Linked DNA regions of Homo sapiens: region 2 is linked to region 1. A link is a loop called in an ENCODE intact Hi-C map of the cell type or tissue named here. Cell type or tissue: prostate gland. All regions are shown on one strand. Each heading gives the region's core, and the rest is flanking DNA. Links, peaks and the distances in the headings are about the cores only.

Region 1 (10,045 bases), core at 1,223-9,222:
TTACTTATTACTGCTCTGAGTGTAGTTTAGCATGTTCTCCGTGAAGGAGGAAGAGCCAGTCTGCATTGCTGTGGCTTCCTATGGAAATGCACGCCCTGGGTGATACTGTACCTCTCTCCTCCTCGAAGAATTTCAAGTGGGGCCCTCTGCCAATCAAGGAAGTAAGCCAGCCCCTCCTGGCTCCCACACGCTGTGTAGTCCAAAGCTAAAGTTTCTCTTTCGATACCACAGGTGCTAATACAGTTTTCATAATCTTGTCCATTATTATATCTATATTAAAAAAAGCTTCACTGAGGTATAAATTTATATACAAAAAATTACACGTATTTAATATACACGTTTTGATGAGTTTGGACAAATGCATACACCTGTGATACCATCACCACCATCAAGTTACTAAACTTATCCATCACCTCCAAAAATGTCCTTTTGTTCTTTTGTGGGGTTTTTTTTCTGGAAAAAAAAAAAGTCACTTTAGAGTGACGAATAACGTGCTTCTCACTATAGCGACCTGATACCAAAACATAAATTAATTCTTATGCTTATACAAATACCTAACACAAATTAATCTATAGTTGCCTACTCTTCTAAACATCACAGAAAACAGTATACAATAACAGATAGAATATTCAGAGCTGTGTGTCTTTGAAAAATGCATTGTGATGGCTGGATGTTTAATGAGAGAAAAGATCATATATTGCAATGTCCTATGACATTTTTAAAGATGAAAGTGTGGGAAAAGATCATCAATATTATTCAGTGTTATCGACGGTCATCCCTTTTGGCAAAAACATTTTAAACATTATTAAAATTTCCTGTAACTAGGTGAAATTGGGTAGAATCTCATTTCAAGTTGAGCTGATTGGGCTACAATGCTCTTTAAGGTTTTTTTTTTTTTTCCCCCGAATTCAAATGGATTACATAATTTGAGAAATTTTCCCTTTCTTTGTCTTATTTTGAGCTTCTAAAATACTATGTTCTTTTGTGGTAAATTGTATGGTTGGGAATACAAAACAGTTACCTTTCTAACCCAATGGACTGGGAGGCAAACTCCTTCCATTCCCGTAATTTCTTTGTAATATAAAATTTAAATGTGATGTTAAATCTAAGTTGTTTTTTCAGATTTCTTCTTGTTCTGCCTTCAGCCAACATGGAAAATAAATGGCTGATTTACACAACAACAAAAAGTGCTGCTTTTTGGATTTGTTTTGGTTTCATTCACCAAAACAGCAATTTCCTGCCTTGGAGAATAAGAGATTGTTATTCTTATTTGAATCAGCAAATCAAGCTCCCTGCTTAAACAGGGAACACAGGCTCATTGCCATGGATGACTGGGACCAGGAATTTGAAAAGGACCTGGAGGGGCATGTGTTACAAACTCAGACTCTGTATACCCCCATCCCGCTTCACTCATTACTACCTCCAAGCAATGCTTGAGAAGAAACTTGAGAAGAACCTTGAGACTACTCCCATCACCCTCCCTTCCCTTTGTAGAAAGGGGAATGGGAAACTTTGTTGAGAAAGTCCTCAGTAGAACGATTTCCATGTTGACAGTTCCTAATGCAGTGAGGAGAACCTAAGAACTGAACCCAAGTGAAGGCCTCACCTGCTGAGAAATGGGGAAGAACTAAAAACACTAAATAAATCAATAAGAAGCACACAGCCACCCAAACAAGCATCTTGCTTTCTTCTGCGATCTGTTATAAAGACATTTTTGCTTAGCAATCTGGTTACCACTAAATCATAATCACAACAGAAGACAGATTCCAAGGGTGGAGATATTTGGAAAAGCACCCGAGAATCGGTGTCTTGCAACCATATAAAGTTTCTGAGGATGCTCCTTCGCTGTGCTAAGCTTTCTTCTAGCTCCTGTGACATCCTAGAACTTTAAAGCTGAGGGGACATTAGAGTGATGGATATGATGTATAATTGGACTGGCTACTTAGTTGCCATTAGAAATATATTGTAAAGGACTTTAATAGTAAAATGCAAAGACATTATTTAGCACTTGATTTGATGTTGGGCTAGGAGATGTGCAAAGAAATTTAACCAGACATTTCAAAGGAAAGAGCTACTCCCTGCTCTTGCCTTCTGGAAAAATTAGTTTCCATAATCATAATAAAGTAAAATGTGGCAGCAACAATCCCTAACTCTAACCTCATTTCCCATGATCAAAAGTATTCATGAAGTATCTCTCTGGGCAAACATGTTAAAGCATGCTAAAGAAGTTACGGCCAATGCAGAAATATGAATAATAGATCTTAAATATATACACTAAGCAAATGAATGTTTATAGTACATGTTCTGATTTTTAGTAGGTCTAAGAAATTTGAGAAGGTGATCAAATGGTAAATTACTTCAAAAACCATACTGAGGATAGAGTTTCAGATGCTGCTGGTGACACAAACATTTGAATTTCTACAAAGGTCTGAGAAGACTTAGCTTTTCTTCCAGAGGTCCAGGACAACAGATTGCGCTGCATGGACGTGGGACTTGTAGGTACCACAGGAGTCTGGGAGCTGGACATCAAAGTGTGATGCTGAGGAGGATGTAATAAAGGGCATGTAATGGCAGCCCTTGACAAAAATCTTCATACAGGTGGTTGAGATGATCAGTAAATACAGCCTGGCATCAGTTCCCCCAACCCGACCTTCTAATCAACAAATCAGTCAATCAATCAGTGTTTGTCATGAGCTGACACTGAGTTAGATTCTAGAGATACTGAGATGCCTTGAGGGAGTCAGAAATGCAAACAAATCATTCAACACAGTGTGATAAATCCACGAAGATGTGTGGCCAACAGAGGCAGAGAGAAGGTGGACTCCTCTTTAGGTAGAACATATGGGAGGGGAGTGTTTAAGAAAGAATTCGCCTGTAATCCCAGCACTTTGGGAGGCCGAGGCAGGCAGATCACGAGGTCAAGAGATGGAGACCATCCTGGCCAGCATGGTGAAACCCCATCGCTACTAAAAATACAAAAATTAGGTGGGCGTGGTGGCACACGCCTATAGTCCCAGCTACTTGGGAGGCTGAGGCAGGAGAATCGCTTGAACCCCGGAGGCGGAGTTTGCAGTGAGCCGAAATCGTGCTACTGCACTCCAGCCTGGCGACACAGCAAGACTCCGTCTCAAAAAAAAAAAAAAAAAAAAAAAAGAATTCACAAAGGGAAACCTTCCTGAATTGGGTCTTGAATAATGGGTAGGAGTTCTACCTGTTTTCTCAAAGTAGGGTCACTGGACCATGTGCATCAGAATCACTCCCAGAGCTCATGAAAAATGTCCTTGGGCTTCAACCCAGACCCATAGATTAAGAATTTCTGGGGAAGGAACTTTAATAATTTCAGGGCCACCGTCCCAGGGCCTAAGGTAGGTAAAGGCATTGCTGGTAGTAACTCTTTTACCTCTCTTCACTGTTGTCCATTGCTCTCTCCTTGACTTTCAAAGCACACTTTGATTCCGTACCTAATAATGAACTTGCAGGGATAGCGTAAATATTTTTAAAAACTTCTTATTTAAATATTAAATATTACATGGCCAACAGCCTGTTGTTGTGGCCACATGCCTTCATATGATACTCTTTTTCCCTGGTCTGTACACTAATAACTGGGAGTCCACAGTTGCTCACGTATCAAGGTGTACTGCATTGGACCAGGGTCCTGGGGGCCCCCTCCATGCTAGATATTGACCCTATAGTTACTGGTCTTAGGATGGTCCTGAGGCTGAGAGGAGGCGAGGTCGGGAGGTTGGAGGAGCTCCTGGGAGTCTCAGAAAATCCCCTATTTACCAGCCAGCATGGAGGTATTTCCATGTTTTAATAACTAGGATGGTACCAGCATACCAGCTGAATATTTCCCCCACGTCCACAATCAAACAAAGGACAATGAGACAAGAACCCGAAGAGTTCAGCTTGGTGTTCATGTTCTTCATATATTGAGGGCTTAAGCATATCTTAGGAGTAAAACACAGACCGATCGGGGGTGTTGGAGGGTATGTACTAGCTGTGTACTTAACATTTTTAATTAATTTATTTCTAATTGACAAATAACAGTTGTGTATATTCCTGGGGCACGGTGTGAAGTTTTGATCTATGTATACATTGTAGAAAGGGTCAATCAAGCTAATTCACACATCTACCACCTCCCCAACTTAACACTGTTTTGTGGTGAGGATGTTAAAAATCTATTCCTTTAGCAATTTTTAAATATGTACAGTATGTTATTAACAACTGTGGTCACCAAGCCGTGCAATAGTTCACTAAAACTTATCCCTCCAGTCTGAGACTTTGTACCCTTTAATCAACAGCTCATCTTTCCGCCTTCCTTCCCCACCCCACCCTTCAACCTCTAAATTTTGATTTGTAAGAACTATGCTAGACACAATACTTTTATTTTCTTTCAAGTTGATAGTCACCTTTATTGTAGCCAGGTTACAGCACTTGTATTAATTCTAACTGTATTCTTTGCATTAATCCTGACTGCCTAATTTGCATTTTGGGGCCCATCAGAATACATTCCTAATTCTCCAGAGCTTGGTTTGCCTTGGTTTTCATCCTGTCTTTGGGCCTTAATGTTGCTCTTCTCTGAGGCCTGAGTTTGGGCAATCTGTCAACCCCAGAGATTAGTGGAAAGTTCCAGGCACATGATACCTAGTTATGCATGCTCTTCCCTGAGCTCCAGCGGGAGTCCTGGGCCTCCTGAGCAGCTCACGGATGTTCCACACAGTGCTGGGTCTCCACCAACTGCTGCCAGCAAGGCCAGCGGCATGCGGCCCCCAGTGAATGCTGTCTCGACTCCCTCCCCGCTCCTCACTGGCTTCCCTCTGAGTTTACCCAAGTACGAGATTAGCTCTTCAGACGCCTTGTGGATGGAGGCAAGATGTAAATAGACACACGAGGCTGGGACACATATTTTGTAAAATGATTCTTCGCACCAATTCATGACGTATATTAACTAGGTCAACGCTTCTGAAATTCTAACATGTATGGGAACCACCTGGCCATTGGTTAAAGAGCAGATTTTGATTGGGTGGGTGGTGGGGAGAGGCTGAGGTTCTGAGGTTCTGCATTGCTAGCAGGTTCCCAGGAGATGCTGCTGCTGCGGATTCACCAGCCCACTTTGCATAGACTGGACCAGGCGACTAAATGTTGGGGACAGTCATAACTGATTAGTTTTTTACCTACGCAGTTTGTATTACAGACAAATTCATTCATTCAGAGACATTTTTGAAGAGCTTTGTAGTATCTCTTTGCTTTTCAGAGGTAGCTTTTCAAAAGTCACTTTGCTTTGCAGTGTGTGTTTCCTGTGTAGGGGAAGATGCAGAAAGGTAAACCATTAGGAGGTTAAGCATTTTACTCCTTGAGTCTAAGCGCAGATCTCTAAATATTCCTGCAGTCCAGGGGACCACACCTCGCCTCACATTAGGAAACACCAAGCCCCTCTGAGCCTCGGCCGGCGTGCCCCACTGCAGGGAGGCAGTGGGGCTCGGGGAGGCCGAACTGAACTTAGGCTCAGAGTGGGAGACAGGAGATGAAGTGATAAAAAATGATCTTAAAATAAAAATTAAAAAGCATACCGAGAACCCCATGTGAAATGAAGGCTCTTAAAACTGTCTGCGGCGGGAAGAAATCAAAGAGTTTTATTGGGTGATGAAGAAACACTGTAAACTTCATGCGAAAACATTCCAAGGTTTGGACTTGCGTTATGAAAGGGAAATTTTACAAAGTAAGACTCATTTTAATGAAATGAACATGAGGAGCTGTGATTCCATTTGAAGTCGGTTGACACACACATGCACTCACGCTCTCAATTTCTTAGTAGCCTCACTGCACAGTTTTTGAAGTGCTCAGGTGCTATTCTGGTGACGGAATCCCAAGAAGGCAAAGCATCCCTTGATGTATAGTTTTTAGATATACTTTTACGCAAAGTGCTATAAATACTTCTATGCCCTGAAAGGTGATATTTCTCCACCTCAGCCTGAGTCCTCCTCTCTTCTGCTTACCTCCATTTTAATGGAGGAATTAAATCACTTTCAATTACTAAATTTTGGCCAAGAAGCAAGGCAGAAAGCTTTCAGGCAGAGGACCAGAGGCATGGTTGGCAACGTTGGATTTTTTATTTGTTGCCCTCCCAGGATGCCCCATAGATCATTTTTGGAGGGAGGTTTTATGGGTCTCAGGGCCGTTTACCTTGGCCTCATTTCCACACACGTATCCCTGGGTGGAGGATAAGGAGGAGGCAGTGGTTTGCTAGATAGTCCATCCTGGATAGGATCAAAGACCTTGCTTATCGGGGGGAGGAAGAGGGATTCCAGTGTTGTTATAATTGCTCCAATCTGTGACCAGAGGGAGCCTGGCTGGTAAGAAGGCCTCAGAACAAAGGCCAGAGTGACCGGAGGCGACAGAGGAAGTGGGTCCCCTCCCTTTTAGTACTTTACAATCCCTGGGGTGTGGGTGGGTTAAAAAACACTGGTGTTCTGGCCCCACTCAAGACCCAGTTTATCAGAATCTTCAGGGGAGGACCCAGGCATTAATAGTGTCCAACATCCCCAGATGGTTGAGAGCCACATATTAGAACTTAGAACAGTTTGGATAACAAAAACAGGTGGGGTGGTGGGGCGGCAGGGTGAGCAATGCGAGTTTGAGAGGGAAAGAAAGAGCGGCCTCAAGTCAGAGGACTCAGCGTTTTCTCTGTGGGGAGGACAGGTAAGGTGGCAGTGGGAAGAAAATAACAATATCAGACTCATTATAAGGTGTCAGCACATCCAATGGGTATAAGATGGGGGAAAATAAAATCTGTGTTATCGAACTACTCACTGTGGCCACATAGGTAGGTGAAGATTCTTAATTTGTTCATTTTAAGTGGTTGTTTTTAAAATTTACACAGACAGGCTGGATAGAAGAATGGAGGAGAGAGAATATTTGTAATAATTTGTAGCTGTGACCCACAGCCTGGACCCCCATGGTGGCCAGTAGATGTTAGGGGTTGGCCACCCCATCTTACAGTTCTGTCCTCTACCACCAGGCTCAAGCGCTGATCTTTTCAAACCTCCTCAGCTCCGAACATATAACCCTTTCTACAACAAGGGAGTTATCAGGATAAGAAAACTTGGAAGTATATTTATAAAAAGTTTTGATGTCAATAAGGAATAGCCTGATGGAGTAAATTTGACCATCCTGGGCTCCACACGGTCTTTTCTTGCTAGCAGAGGCTGTTAAATATGGTAGCAGCTGGGCATGGTGGCTGACAGCTGTAATCCCAGCACTTTGGGAGGCCGAGGCAGGTGGATCACGAGGTCAGGAGTTCAAGACCAGCCTGGCCAAGATGGTGAAACCCTGTCTCTACTAAAAATACAAAAAAAAAAAAATTAGCCAGGTGTGGTAGGGGGCACCTGTAATCCCAGCTACTGGAGAAGCTGAGGCAGAGAATTGCTTGAACTCGGGAGATGGAGGTTGCAGGGAACCGAGATTGCGCCACTGCACTCCAGCCTGGGCGACAGAGAGAGACTCCATATCAAAAAAAAAAAAAAAAAAAAAAGAAAAGAAAAGAAAAGTGGTAGCATGCTTTCTCTTATGATACAGCTCAATGTATATTATAATAAAATAAAGTAAAATTATCCGTGCATCTTCATTCAGTGGATGATCCAGTTAGGCTTTCCTAAATCCACACCTTTAACTTCAGGCTCTTTCTTGGTCTATGTACTTGGAGGGTCCCATTTACTTGGCTTCCGAGTGAAGCACTGTGCACATAATTGTGGGTGCATGGAAAGGCTTTAATTTTCCTGGCGGGGTTATTTTCTCAGGTGACTGACTCCACCTGATGTCATCAGCAGCCTGGGGAGGATCCACTTACTGAGTTCTGAGAACAGGTGAACACTTTCCCTTTCTGGATTTGGTCAGTCAGTTTCTGTCCTGCCTTGAGCCATGCCAGTCCCCACAGACCATGAAACAGGCTTTGCTTAGTGAGAATTCCTTTTATCACCCAGGACTTCAGGGTTTTCTCGCTTCATACATGGAGAGTTTGAGTGTGTGCTGAGGTTGAAGGGAAATAGATTTGCTTTACAAACAATCTCTAGAAGTATCTTCTATGCTCAGGCAAGAAAATGTTTTCATATTTCTTCTGAAAATTCATCTCTTTGTATTCTTGTAGGATTTATTTATTGTTCTCTCCCCCATTAGGAATCTAATCCAAGTTTAATAAAGTCATTATAAATTGTTATACTTTTGTTTAGATATTTCTAGAACTTAGGTAAAATGGCCAAAAATTGTTCATCTTGGCATTTCCACAAACAGTAATATGCAAAACTGTTATTCAGGGTACATGACCCAGCGTCCTCTGCTAGCAAGAAAAGACTCTGCGGAGCCCAGGACTGGTCAGATTTATTCCATTAGGCTATTCCTTTTTCACACTGAACTTTTAGAATTTAAATACACTTCCGAGTTTTCTTATCCTGATAACCCCCTTGTTGTAGAAAGGCCATGTGGGTGATACGTTCAGAGCTGAGGAGGTTTGAAAAGACCAACACTTGAGCCTGGCAGTAGAGGACAGAGCTGTAGGACAGGGTGGCCGACCTCTAACATCTACCTGCCACCATCAGAGTCCAGGCTGTGGGTCACAGCTACAAATTATTACAAATATTTGTTCTCCTCCATTCTTCTATCTGGCCTGTTTGCAACAGTTTTAAAAAGAACCAGGAATTCTCTATATGTTATGTTATGAACACAATTTTCTGCAGCAACTGTAATCCCAAAATGCATGGCCGTTGATATTGCTGGCCATCGGCTATGTAAATTCAGGGCTGTGGATATGAGCCACCGTGGCAGGGATGCATCTGAGATGGCCCCCAGGGCAGCCTGGCTTTTCAGGGGTGCAGCCTGATGACAGAGTGTTCTCACAGTGAACGTGCCATTCCAGAAAGCACTGTTTTCTTCATCACGCATTGCTTCACCAAGCACTTCAGAACTTTACCCTCTGTTCGGTGCTGGGGAAACGAAGGGGAAGAGAAGGGTCCGTATGCCAGCGGGCAGACAGACACATTGAGAACGCTGCAGTAACACGGAAAACGATGGTGGCATTGTTGAGGTCCAGAGGAGCAGCCCTTATCTCAGCCTTTATGTTCTTTCAAGGACAAATCCGTTTTACCATTGATTTTTTAAATGATTTTTATTGAATGGGAATGAAAGAAGGATTAGACGATGTTGTTCAGTTGAATGAATTTCCCTTTCAGCTATTCCGCCACTCTCAGGAAAAGTAGGGTTTTGATGTAGTACTGGGACAGGTCTGTGACGCAGGGCGAGAGCGCACTCATGCCCAGGTAGCCGGCACACGCCTGTGGACCGATGCCGCCCTGCTGTTCAAATCTGGATCCTATGGCAGTAAATGTAATGGTTAACGGAGAAAAGAGGATAAAGTGCTGACTTGAAATTGCTTAAATAATCAAAACTGGCACGCAAGCGATGAATACTGAACTCTTAAAAGCAGTACTTTGCAGAAGGAGAAAAAGAGTTTGCAAGAATTGAGCTGATAGTTCTAATTATGTTCTTGCACTCAAACCGACTAATTAGAATGATCCTGCTCCAAAACACACTTCAGAAAATCAGAGTGTGAAGCACGGTGTTATCTACAATTGTCTCCAAATTATTTTGATTTTGTGCTGCCATCAGTAAAATATTTTAAAGCACTCCGCGATATATTTATTTATAATTATATACATTGATAACCACTACATGCATTTTATTTTATTTTATTTCATTTTATTTTATTTTTGAGACGGAGTCTCTCTCTGTTGCCAAGGCTGGAGTGCAGTGGCGTAATCTTGACTCACGGCAACCTCCGCCTCCAGGGTTCAAGCAATTCTCTTGCCTCAGCCTCCTGATAGCTGGGACTACAGGTGTGCACCACCAGGCCCAGCTAATTTTTGTATTTTTAGTAGAGATGGAGTTTCACTATGTTGGCCGGGCTGGTCTCAAACTCCTGACCACATGATCTGCCCACCTCGGCCTCCCAAAGTGTTGAGATTACAGGTGTGAGCCACTGCGCCTGGCTGCACTT
Region 2 (10,045 bases), core at 1,070-9,069, 240 kb after region 1:
AGAACCCCTTTGACATTCCCGAAATCCAAACCAGTGCAGTCCCAAACACCAGAGTGACTCCCTGGAGGGACACTTGTTTATCCGTTTGTTTGCATCTCTTGGTTTCCTACTTTTACCCCAAACCAGAAAAAGGGACAGGCGATACTAAAAGCAATGGTACATTTTTGTCATATTTCTCATCCATTCAGAACTAGAAAGCAGCAGAAATCTTGTGGGAAAGTCACTTCTCAGGAGATTTCTAACCCGATTTCTTAACTACAGTGGTCTGGATTTTTTGCCTAAATTTTAGATAAGGTCTTAATTCCTGGTTGCTTGGCTGCTCAAATTTCAAATTCTTCTCAGGTTCACATCAATCATTCCAAGAGACAAGCGAAACATTTCACATAACACAATGTGCTGGCTTTTAGCGTATCTTTGGTCTGAATGTGTAAGACTTCTGTGTCTTTGAGGAAAAGCATATCTCCCAAAAAAGGCCCCCCTGGCTCTCTCTCGCTCCCTCTCTCTCTCCCTCTCCCTCTCTCACTCCCTCTCTCTCACTCCCTCTCTCGCCCCCACCTTGCTCCCTCTCTCTCTCCCTCTCTCTCTCTCCCTTTCTCCCTCTCTCCCTCTCTCTGTCTCTGGCTCCCTCTCTCTCTCCCTCTCTCACTCCCTCTCTCTCTCTCCCTCTCTCTCCCTCTCTCCCTCTCTCCCTCTCTCGCTCCCTCTCTTTCTCCCTCCCTTTCTCTGTGTCTCACTGTCCTTATGTCTCTGTCTTCCCTTTCTCATTCCCTTCCTCTGTGTCTCTGTTTCTCTCTTATACTCTCCCTTCCCTCCCTCCCTTCCCTCTCTGTCTCCCATTCTCCTCTCTCTGTCTCTCTCTCTCCCCTTCCTCTCTCTGTCTACCCTCCCCTCTCCTCAACTCTGAAGCTGGATCTCACCACCCCTGCAGCCCAGACTCCGACTCTCTCTCTCTCCCCTTCCTCTCCCTGTCTACCCTCCCCTCTCCTCAACTCTGAAGCTCGATCTCACCACCCCTGCAGCCCAGACTCCCACACTCTCTCTCTCCCCTTTCTCTCTCTGTCTACCCTCCCCTCTTCTCAACTCTGAAGCTCGATCTCACCATCCCTGCAGCCCAGACTCCGACACTGAGCTGGGAAACCAAGTGTGCTGTAAACACAATGTATGAGGAAACCACAGAAATGAAGACAATTAGGGTAAATAAGATCCAGTGATCAAATATAGCTAATTTGTATCCATAATATTTGGGAGTTACACAGTCTGCTTCAATTTGAAAGATATCTTCCAGACCACACTGTTTTTTCTCCGTGGGGACTGCCTTTTGCTTTTAATTATTGAACCTGAAGAATTCTTGCCATAATTTGGGGTTAGCTTGTCATTCTTGAAGAAGAAAAAAAAATCTAGTCCACAAATCCTCCTGTATTCCAACAATTCCAATACTAGGCTTCTGTGGCCAAATTGACCATCAATTAGCTGTGTTTTTCAGAAGGAGTGGGTGAAGCAGGGAGAGGAATCGGAGAAACTCACAGCAAGCATGGCCTCAAATAGCAGTGGGGTGGATGCAAACTCCTTGGCAAACAGCCTTGGCTAAATAAAATGTATAAGAAAGATCTCGGAAATAGAATATGTTACAAAGAAAAAGTGAACTCTAAACAACAAGGCTTCACCTTCCTCCTTGAAGAGGTGTTGGGTGCTTTTAGGAATTTGCTAACACTGTCCACAATTTAGGAAGTGCATTCCGCGGCGCCGTCTTGTTAATACTAATTGTTCCTCGTGATAGAAGGTGGAGCATGCCCTTGGTCCCACCCAGGGGTGCTGGGATGCATGGAGGACCCTGACAACAAGTGAGCTTTCATTCTCCAAGCAGGGCTTGCAGCGACAAGGACAGCAGCCTGAGCCACCTCACTTGACACGAGATCGTTTTGCACACTCAGGCACACCATCCGTGAGCCAGCTGCATGCCGTATGAACCGTGCCTTTATTTTCTATACTTTGGTGCTTCCACATCCAGGGTCTAGGCTGACCCTGGAGAGACTGCTCCTCCCCACTCCTCCCCACCACACCGCCAGTTAGTTAATTCCTTGAGATGATAAACAACTCCCTGCAAGCTCACCTTTCATAGACACCCCGACCACCTCCCTCATGGGGCTCTCATGCTCTGGGCCACCATCCACCTTCCCTGATACACCCAGGTCCATGTACCAGACAACAAGGAACAGTCTTATGAGCCAGAGCCTGCTGAAATTATTCCACCTGGCCGATCCTCAGCCTGCTTATCCCTCCTTACCTGTTCCTTCCTGCTGAAACCCCAGAGAAGCCTCTGGCCACAGTTTCTCCCCTTCCTCTACCTCCCAACCAGCCTGGTGCTTTCATTGCCCCCATGACACGGCACGCCCCTCCTCTTTGGAACCGTGTGTAATAAGCTGCCTCTTCAGTGGTAGTCTTCTCCTGGTCTGTTGGCCTTACATACCCGAATAACAATAAAACTCACATTTTAAAACACAGGTATTTCCAGCCAGAGACATCAAAGACCAGGAATTCATTTCTTGGGGAAGATAGGCTTATTTTCTCGCAAACCAGCTGTGTTTTAAAAAGTAACAGGGAACAATAGGATTCCAAATTTTCAAAAATAAAATAGTTTATCAAGTTGGCAATTTTACGTACATACATACACGCCCACACATGGAGCTGCAAGAGCCTGTCGTCGGAACATAGACTCTCTCATCAATGTTGTGGGAATGTGAGTAAGAACAACTTTTCCGGAACTGTATTTGGTATGACTATTTGAAGCTTTAAAAATCTGCATCCCCTTTCACCTGGAAATTCTACTTTGAGGAATATATCCTAGGGGGGGAAACAAAAAGATGTAGTAAAATGGTTTTCCTGAAAGCATCGTTTGTAATTTAAAAGAGTGGGGAAAAGCATCAACCATAAATATCCAGGAACAGAGGACTTGGTGAGTAAGTGACCTCCTGCAGAACGGGAAGTTCCATCCTGCCGCTACAATGATAACTGGTGAATGTAGAAAGATGTTCACAACATAATTTTAACTTAAAAAAAAGATATTACAGGCCGGGCACGGTGGCTCTCGCCTGTAATCCTAGCACTTTGGGAGGCCAAGGTGGGCAGATCACCTGAGGTCAGGAGTTCGCAACCAGCCTGGCCAACATGGAGAAACCCCATCTCTACTAAAAATACAAAATTAGTGGGGCATGGTGGCACATGCCTGTAATCCCAGCTACTCGGGAGGCTGAGACAGGAGAATCGCTTGAACCCGGGAGGTGGAGGTTGCGGTGAGCTGAGATCATGCCATTGCACTCCAGCCTGGGCAACAAGAGCAAAACTCCGTCTCAAAAAAACCAGATATGATTATCACTCTATGTTCTGACAGGTAGTAAAACAGATATTTACCAATATCTGCTCTGAATATCTTAAAATCATAAATGTCCACCTCCAGCATCAGCGTGCATGGAGAGCAATGTCAGCACCCAGGGACCACTGAAACATTACGGGGCACTTGGGACAAATGTATAAAGGGGCTGGACAGGTACGTGCTGGGGTGTAAATAACAGTGAGTCTTGGATGATGAAATCATGAGTGTTATATAGTCATAACTGTGGTAAGTTTAAAAAAAGAAATCAGGACGGGCGCGGTGTAATCCCAGCACTTTGGGAGGGCGAGGCGGGCAGATCACTTGAGGTCAGGAGTTTGAGACCAGCCTGGCCAACACGGTGAAACATCATCTCTACTAAAAATACAAAAATTAGCCGGGTGTGGTGGCGGGTGCCTGTAATCCCAGCTACTCGGGAGGCTGGGGCATGAGAATAGCTTGAACCCAGGTTGCAGTGAGCTGAGATCACACCACTGTACTACAGCCTGGGTGACAGAGTGAGACTCCATCTCAAAACAACAACAACAAAAGAAATCATGAGTGTTTTAAAATTCTCTTTTGCTTGCTTATGTTCATATCTAATGTTCCTATAATGAACGTATTTCTTTTGTATTAAGAAAAGATACACTTTTAAAACATTTCTCAAAAGGCCGTTTCTAAGAAATGGAAGAAAATTCAACTCAAAAGAGGTATTGACCCACTCACCCAAGAGAATTCCATTTTTAGGGCTACCAGGGTTCCTTCAGGTCAGTTGGGTATAATTCAGACCACGAGGGCTGACAACCGGCTTTGCTGAGCGACTAGGTTTTCTAGACCAAAGAACAGGGCACAGAGTTTGGTAACTGTGCCTGCTCTTTGGAAGTAAGATCACCCCAGGGCAGGGCAATCCTGTAGTTGCTGAACTAGTCTAAACTTTGAAAACCACAGAGACCCACAGGTGGAGGCTTAAAGGAAAATTAAGCTGAAGCAAAAACAAATAAGCAAACATGGTTTCTAAACACTGGAAAGATGGCCCTTCATTAAACTGTCCCTCAATTCCCTTCGACTCAGCAACATTTCGGGGGATCTTGTCTGTGCCAGACAGAGGCTGGGTGCCAAGGACAGAGAAGTGGATGGGCATGGACTCCGCCTGTGCTCTGCAGGGCCTTTTAGCATCTTCTCATCTGGTGGGAGGAATGCAGGCCCTTGGAAGTACGAATGCAGGGAGGACTAGACAGAACAGACATGGAGTTCCATTTTATTGACTGACTGTGAAAGTTAGCCACCCTGAGCCTCATTTGCACCCATATCTGCAAAGTGGGCATCATAATAAATATGTCATGACGTTGCTGTAAGAATTGTACCTATGAAGTGGCTAGATCAGTGCCCGTCTCCCCACTTCCATGAACTGTTCCACACCCCACTGAACAAATGGTCAGCTCCTGCCGAGGGAATCCAACCCCGTTCCTCTGCAGACCCAGCATTTTCACCATTTAACTTAGAATTATTATTCTAATCAGTCATGGTTCCAAGAGTGCCTAGTGGATGTTGGGCATTAGTATCTGGAAAGAATTCTTGACAGTCTCCATTTGATCATCTGAATTTCCTAACAGGTACTCCTGGAATGCTTTTATAAAGTAGAATGGCTTGAGCTAGCTGAAAAAATGTCTGTGACATGCTTGCCATACATCTTAACTAATTAGACGGGTCTTCACAGCTTTAAAAAAAGCAGAGATTTGGCCAGGCGCTGTGGCTCACACCCTTAATCCCAGCGCTTTGGGAGGCTGACGTGGGTGGATCATGAGGTCAGGAGATCGAGACCATCCTGACTAATATGGTGAAACCCCATCTCTACTAAAAATACAAAAAATTAGCCAGGCGTGGTGGTGGGCACCTGTAGTCCCAGCTAGTCAGGAGGCTGAGGCAGGAGAATCACTTGAACCCAGGAGGCGGAAGCTGCAGTGAGCCGAGATCACGCCATTGCACTCCAGCCTGGCGACAGAGCAAGACTCCGTTGGAAAAAAAAAAAAAAGCAGAGACTTGTATAATTAGCAGAATACCTCTGTGTCAATAAACTCTGTATCAATCCTTTTCCTGCCCTAATCTCAGAGCGTGCTTGTTATTTTCTATCACATTTTCCTTGGGCATGTCTAAGGAATTTTTAACGGTCACTCTACAGACACTGGCCATGCCTGTGGTTACTACCCAGGAGTGGGAAACAACAGACATTTACTGACTTGTCACAGGGTTCAAGATCCCTGTCCAGCCCTGAGGGTCAGCATGTGAGGCTTCCTCCCTGTGTCTGCCAACACCGGTCAGATGCAGGGCCCACTGTGTTAGTCCAGGTCCCCACAGATGCAGGTACCAAGACCTGTGAAATATGCAAGCACTATAAGGGGAAACACCTAAGAATGGGAGAGCCAGGTACGACTGGGGGAGCCACCAGGCTATGATGCAAGTCAGACCGAGTGAAGGAGAGAGGGGGGCGAGGGTTGGGGAAGGCCTCCGGACCACTCCATAGTCTAAGAATGTTTCTGAGGGGCCATCAGATAGCTCTCAAGCCAACAGTGCCTACCAGAGGAATTCCCCATTTCCCAGGAGGGATACTGCCTCAGTATCCCGGCTGCCTGTAGGAAGCACAGCCTCCAAGGACAGGCGGAAGCCAGTGATGGGTTTCAGAGCCCGCAGCTGGGCCCCCGGGCTCCTTCCGCTTCTGCAGTTGGAGGCCTGTGATGCAGTCTGCTCTGCAGGAAGCTCCTTGCTCTCCAGGCACTCACGCCTTTGCAGCTGTGCCCCTCTGTCCCTAGGGTACCTGTGGATACCCTGGGAAGTGCGTGGTGCCTTACCATGGTGCTCGCTTGGTACATACCTTTGTTTTCTTCTCGATTAAATTCAGCAAATGCCAAGGAGGCCCCAGGCCCTGCGCTGGCCCACAGTGCCCAGAGGTGGCAGCTGTCCTGGGCATGTTTGGCCCTGAAGAGTGAGAGGTTCCAGGCCAGTAAGGAGGGGACATGGCCTGAGAGGAGGAGAGGGTGGAAGAGGCAGATGGAGAAGGGAAAAGCCACAGTCACTGGGATGCAGGACGGGATGAAACCAGAGAGGGCTCATGGATGCCGAAGCGAAGAGGGTGCCGAGGAAAAGGGGCGACTGGCGGCGGACGCAGAGAAGAGGAGGACTTCGCATCACAGGCGGGCAGAAGCCTGAGTTTCCAGGCCATCGGTGAGGCTCAGAGACTGTGAGTGCCTTTGCTCAAGTGCATGTGGGGGCTGGACCAGGACTCTTCAGGGTCTCATTTTGTGGGTTTGCCATCCGAGCCCCCTTCCTTAGCCTTCATTTCTTCATCGCTGTGACCTTCACAGTAACCCTGTGATCTCCCAGGATCTCCCCGAGTCTCCCTTCCTCAGCTTTCTCACCAGGTCATAGGAGCTACCATGGCCCCATCCGGCTAAACCATCCCTGATCCACCAGGGGAGATTAGACGTGGTCACACAGGATGGGTATCTTCATGCCCAGCGAGACCCTCTGTGAGCCTCCACCCCCCGTCTGCAGAGGTGCAGGAGGACGTCTGGAAGTTGCACAGTATGACCTGAGCGGGATTTCTCAGGAGACTTCACTTGTGCCCGGGTCAACAGAAGAAGAACAGGCGCAGGACCCCCTGAGCTTCCGGACACCCCACAGGGCAATGTGCCAGCCCAGGGCACAGCAGGACCTGAGGCGTGGACTTTGTTCTAGGAGGGGACGCAGGCCTCGCTCTTCACAGGGACCCCCACAGCAAAGCAGCCCTGTCCATGGGGGCATCGACAGCCTGCTCGGTGCCAGGCAGTCTGGGTTCGCTCTGTCGGCTCTTTACAGGATGAGACACCTGTTGAACATCAGCCACCCTGAGCCTGGAGAATTATTTATTTATTTATTTATTTGAACGGAGTCTCGCTCTGTTGCCCAGGCTGGAGTGCAGTGGCGTGATCTCTTCTCACCACAACCTCTGCCTCCCGGGTTCAAGTGATTGTCCTGCCTCAGCCTCCCAAGTAGCTGGGACTACAGGCATGTAGTCCCGGCTGATTTTGTATTTTTAGTAGAGATGTGGTTTCACTATGTTGGCCTCGAACTCCTGACCTCGTGATCCACCTGCCTCGGCCTCCCAGAGTGCTGGGATTACAGGCATGAGCCACCGTGCCCAGCTGAGCCTGGAGAATTTATGCACCTGTGGGAATCTGTGGTCCCTCCTGCAATGGGAGGAATCCCCAGTCCTGAGGGAACAAGGTTTGGAGCAGCTTCTTCTACTGAAAAAAGTAGGGAACCCCCTGGTACCAGAGAGTTTATCTATCAGACAACGCAAAGTCAGAGCCCCCAGGGGCACTTTTGGACAAACCTGCTCACGCACCACAGGTCTGTAGCCGAAGTCACTATTTTGTACAAGCCGTGGGTGGCATTAAAAATCAGTGCAGGGCAAATGGAATGGCAAATGTTCAAACAACGGACAGAGAGCCTCAGTGAGTGAGACTATGAGGCAAGGCTTCATAAGAGAGAATTTCTTCAGGGCCTGCAGGGGTCGGTCAGGCTTGGACATGGCACGTGGTGGCAAGAGTGTTCACACTAAGATGTCAACCTAAACCAAGGTCACAGGGAACAGAGAGGAGCTGGGAACATTCCTCACATCAGAACATGGCTGGCTGTCAACACCTGAAACACCCCACCGTTGGATAGGAGTTCACCAAAACAGAGGAACCATGTTCTGTTAAGATTTCAGAACAGAATTCAGAAACATCATTTCCACCAAGTAGATTATAAGACTGGTGATTTCCGCCCATGAACACTTGTTAGCGTTTGCTCTGCTGTCCTGAAACAGTTGGTCTTCTGTTCCATTAGAATCCAGCTAAATTTTTTAAAATTATTCTTCTAGGCCTCAAATTTTGCTACTTCATTAGCATAATGAAATTTTATTGTTCCCAAATATACTATTCTTGCCAGCTCAATTCAGAGGCTGCAATTTTTAATGTGTTTTTTTTTTTTTTTTTGACTGTTTGGGGCAAGCTACCTAGTTTAGAGCTATCTCAGGATAAAGAACTTCTGGAACAAACCATCAGTTTCTAAGTCCTGACAAGGAATGTCTAACAAAAGCACTTTTTGCACAAGGCGAGGAGCTGGCAGCCAAGCTGCGGACCTGGCACCCAGCCTCCTCTCCCTGCTCTGCGGCTCGATGGCTGCCTTTGTCATTGGATCTGTGATGCAAGTAATTCTAAATGACCCCAAAGTGTTTTTCTCTCCTTTATATTGTTTGTCTTGAGGTAGACTGGGTGTTAAAGATAAGCCAGGCTTGGAAGCATGGTTAGAACCAAGTGTGACTAATCGCTGCCACTCGTGCAAGGAATACTTCTTCTCCCATATGCCAGGACACATCCCTCCCTCATTCTCTGCTCGGTCAAGTCCTGCTCTCCAGTCCCCATCCACCGCCAAGGAAAGGCCTCTAGTGGACAGGAAACTGGGCTGGGGCCATACCAGCTCCCCAGTGCACGGTGTGGTGTGTGCAGCCGGGGCTGATCCGTGTGCGTGTCCTCCCTGCCGGCTGTTCGCTCCCCTGGTTGACTCAGCTCCTCCTTTGCGGTGTGTGCTCCCCTACGTGGGGGGAAAACACGGGGTTGTCCTCTAAGCTCTGCCAGGAGCACACATTGGGTTTATTGTATGTCAGTGGCTTCTGGGCATCCGGTTTCTTATCCATAAGAAAAGAAGGCTGGCACCTATGAGGCGTGCCCTCCCTCCCCAAGTCCACGTCCATGACAGACATCTTCCATTGATCACGCCCTTGGGCTCCGACGTGAACCCAGAATCCTTCTCAATTCTGGGCTCCAGGCAGCCACCACCAACCCACTGTTATTGGCTTTTTTAATGAAAGTGATTTGCCATTCTGGGGCTAAGCTTCCTTTCAGATCTAACAGCCTATTACTGTATGAAATGAATGCAACAGCAATATGGCATTCAGAACAGTGGGCTAGACCAGCCAATCCTGCTATTTATATATTCCTTTTTTTGTAGTTAACTTCAAGTGAAGGCTGATCAGTTTGTTTTTTTTTTAAGACAGAACATACTTTTATTTGAAGTAAAATATCTCCAAATTCATGTATGAGCCTTGACGCCCTTTTGTAGGACAATAGAATATCTTTGGTCTTATATTTTGAACCAGATTCCAAATGAGAACCAACTTTTTAAAAAATCATTTTGTAGCTCAGGCAACTGATATCTGGTTATGTTCTCCAAGTCCATTTCCTTCTTCCTTGTTGTAAATTTTACAAAATTTAAGCAATCAGATTAGGATGAACAACTGATGACGAATCTTTCTTTGGTGAAATGAATTCAGTAGATCTAGTAGCCCATGCACGTGCAAGACAGGGGAACAGAGTCCTGGGTGTTAGCAGCCATCAAGCCCCACATGGGAGCTTTAGGCTGAGGCTCTCGGAGCCTTAGAAAGATAACAGTCTTATTGTGCTTTGGCCACGTCACGGTCTTCGACAGTTGGCACATGTCTCTATAGGACAGTAAGTTCCTCCAGGAGAGAGACTGCTTGAGATCAACCAAAGAACTGTGGATAAATTGGTTTTTGAGTGAATCTTCTGTGTTCGGGCCTTCAAGAAGCAGACTTGAAAATGTTTTGGGGGTCTTAGAAGGCAGCCTGCACTCTGTCCG

Evidence for each region. A loop is a pair of places that touch in the nucleus more often than their neighbours do. Peaks named below come from ENCODE experiments on the same cell type or tissue, not always from the same donor. Only the 100,000 strongest peaks of a DNase experiment are listed, where the experiment ranks them.
Region 2: it touches region 1 in a loop (2.7-fold over the local background); 3 of 110 quality-filtered maps call a loop at or near these places.

What each region holds. Positions count from the first base shown.
Region 1 is chr6:2,696,774-2,706,818 of GRCh38, reverse strand. The region is part of intron 2 of MYLK4 (myosin light chain kinase family member 4); the gene reads left to right. Among named protein-coding and RNA genes, the nearest start is that of MYLK4, 49 kb to the left of the region's middle. In prostate gland, for the core only: no CTCF peak of the experiment used is centred there; a DNase peak (open chromatin) is centred at 6,178; H3K27ac peaks cover 909 bases.
Region 2 is chr6:2,459,054-2,469,098 of GRCh38, reverse strand. No RefSeq gene overlaps it. Among named protein-coding and RNA genes, the nearest start is that of LINC02521, 170 kb to the left of the region's middle. In prostate gland, for the core only: no CTCF peak of the experiment used is centred there; no DNase peak of the experiment used is centred there.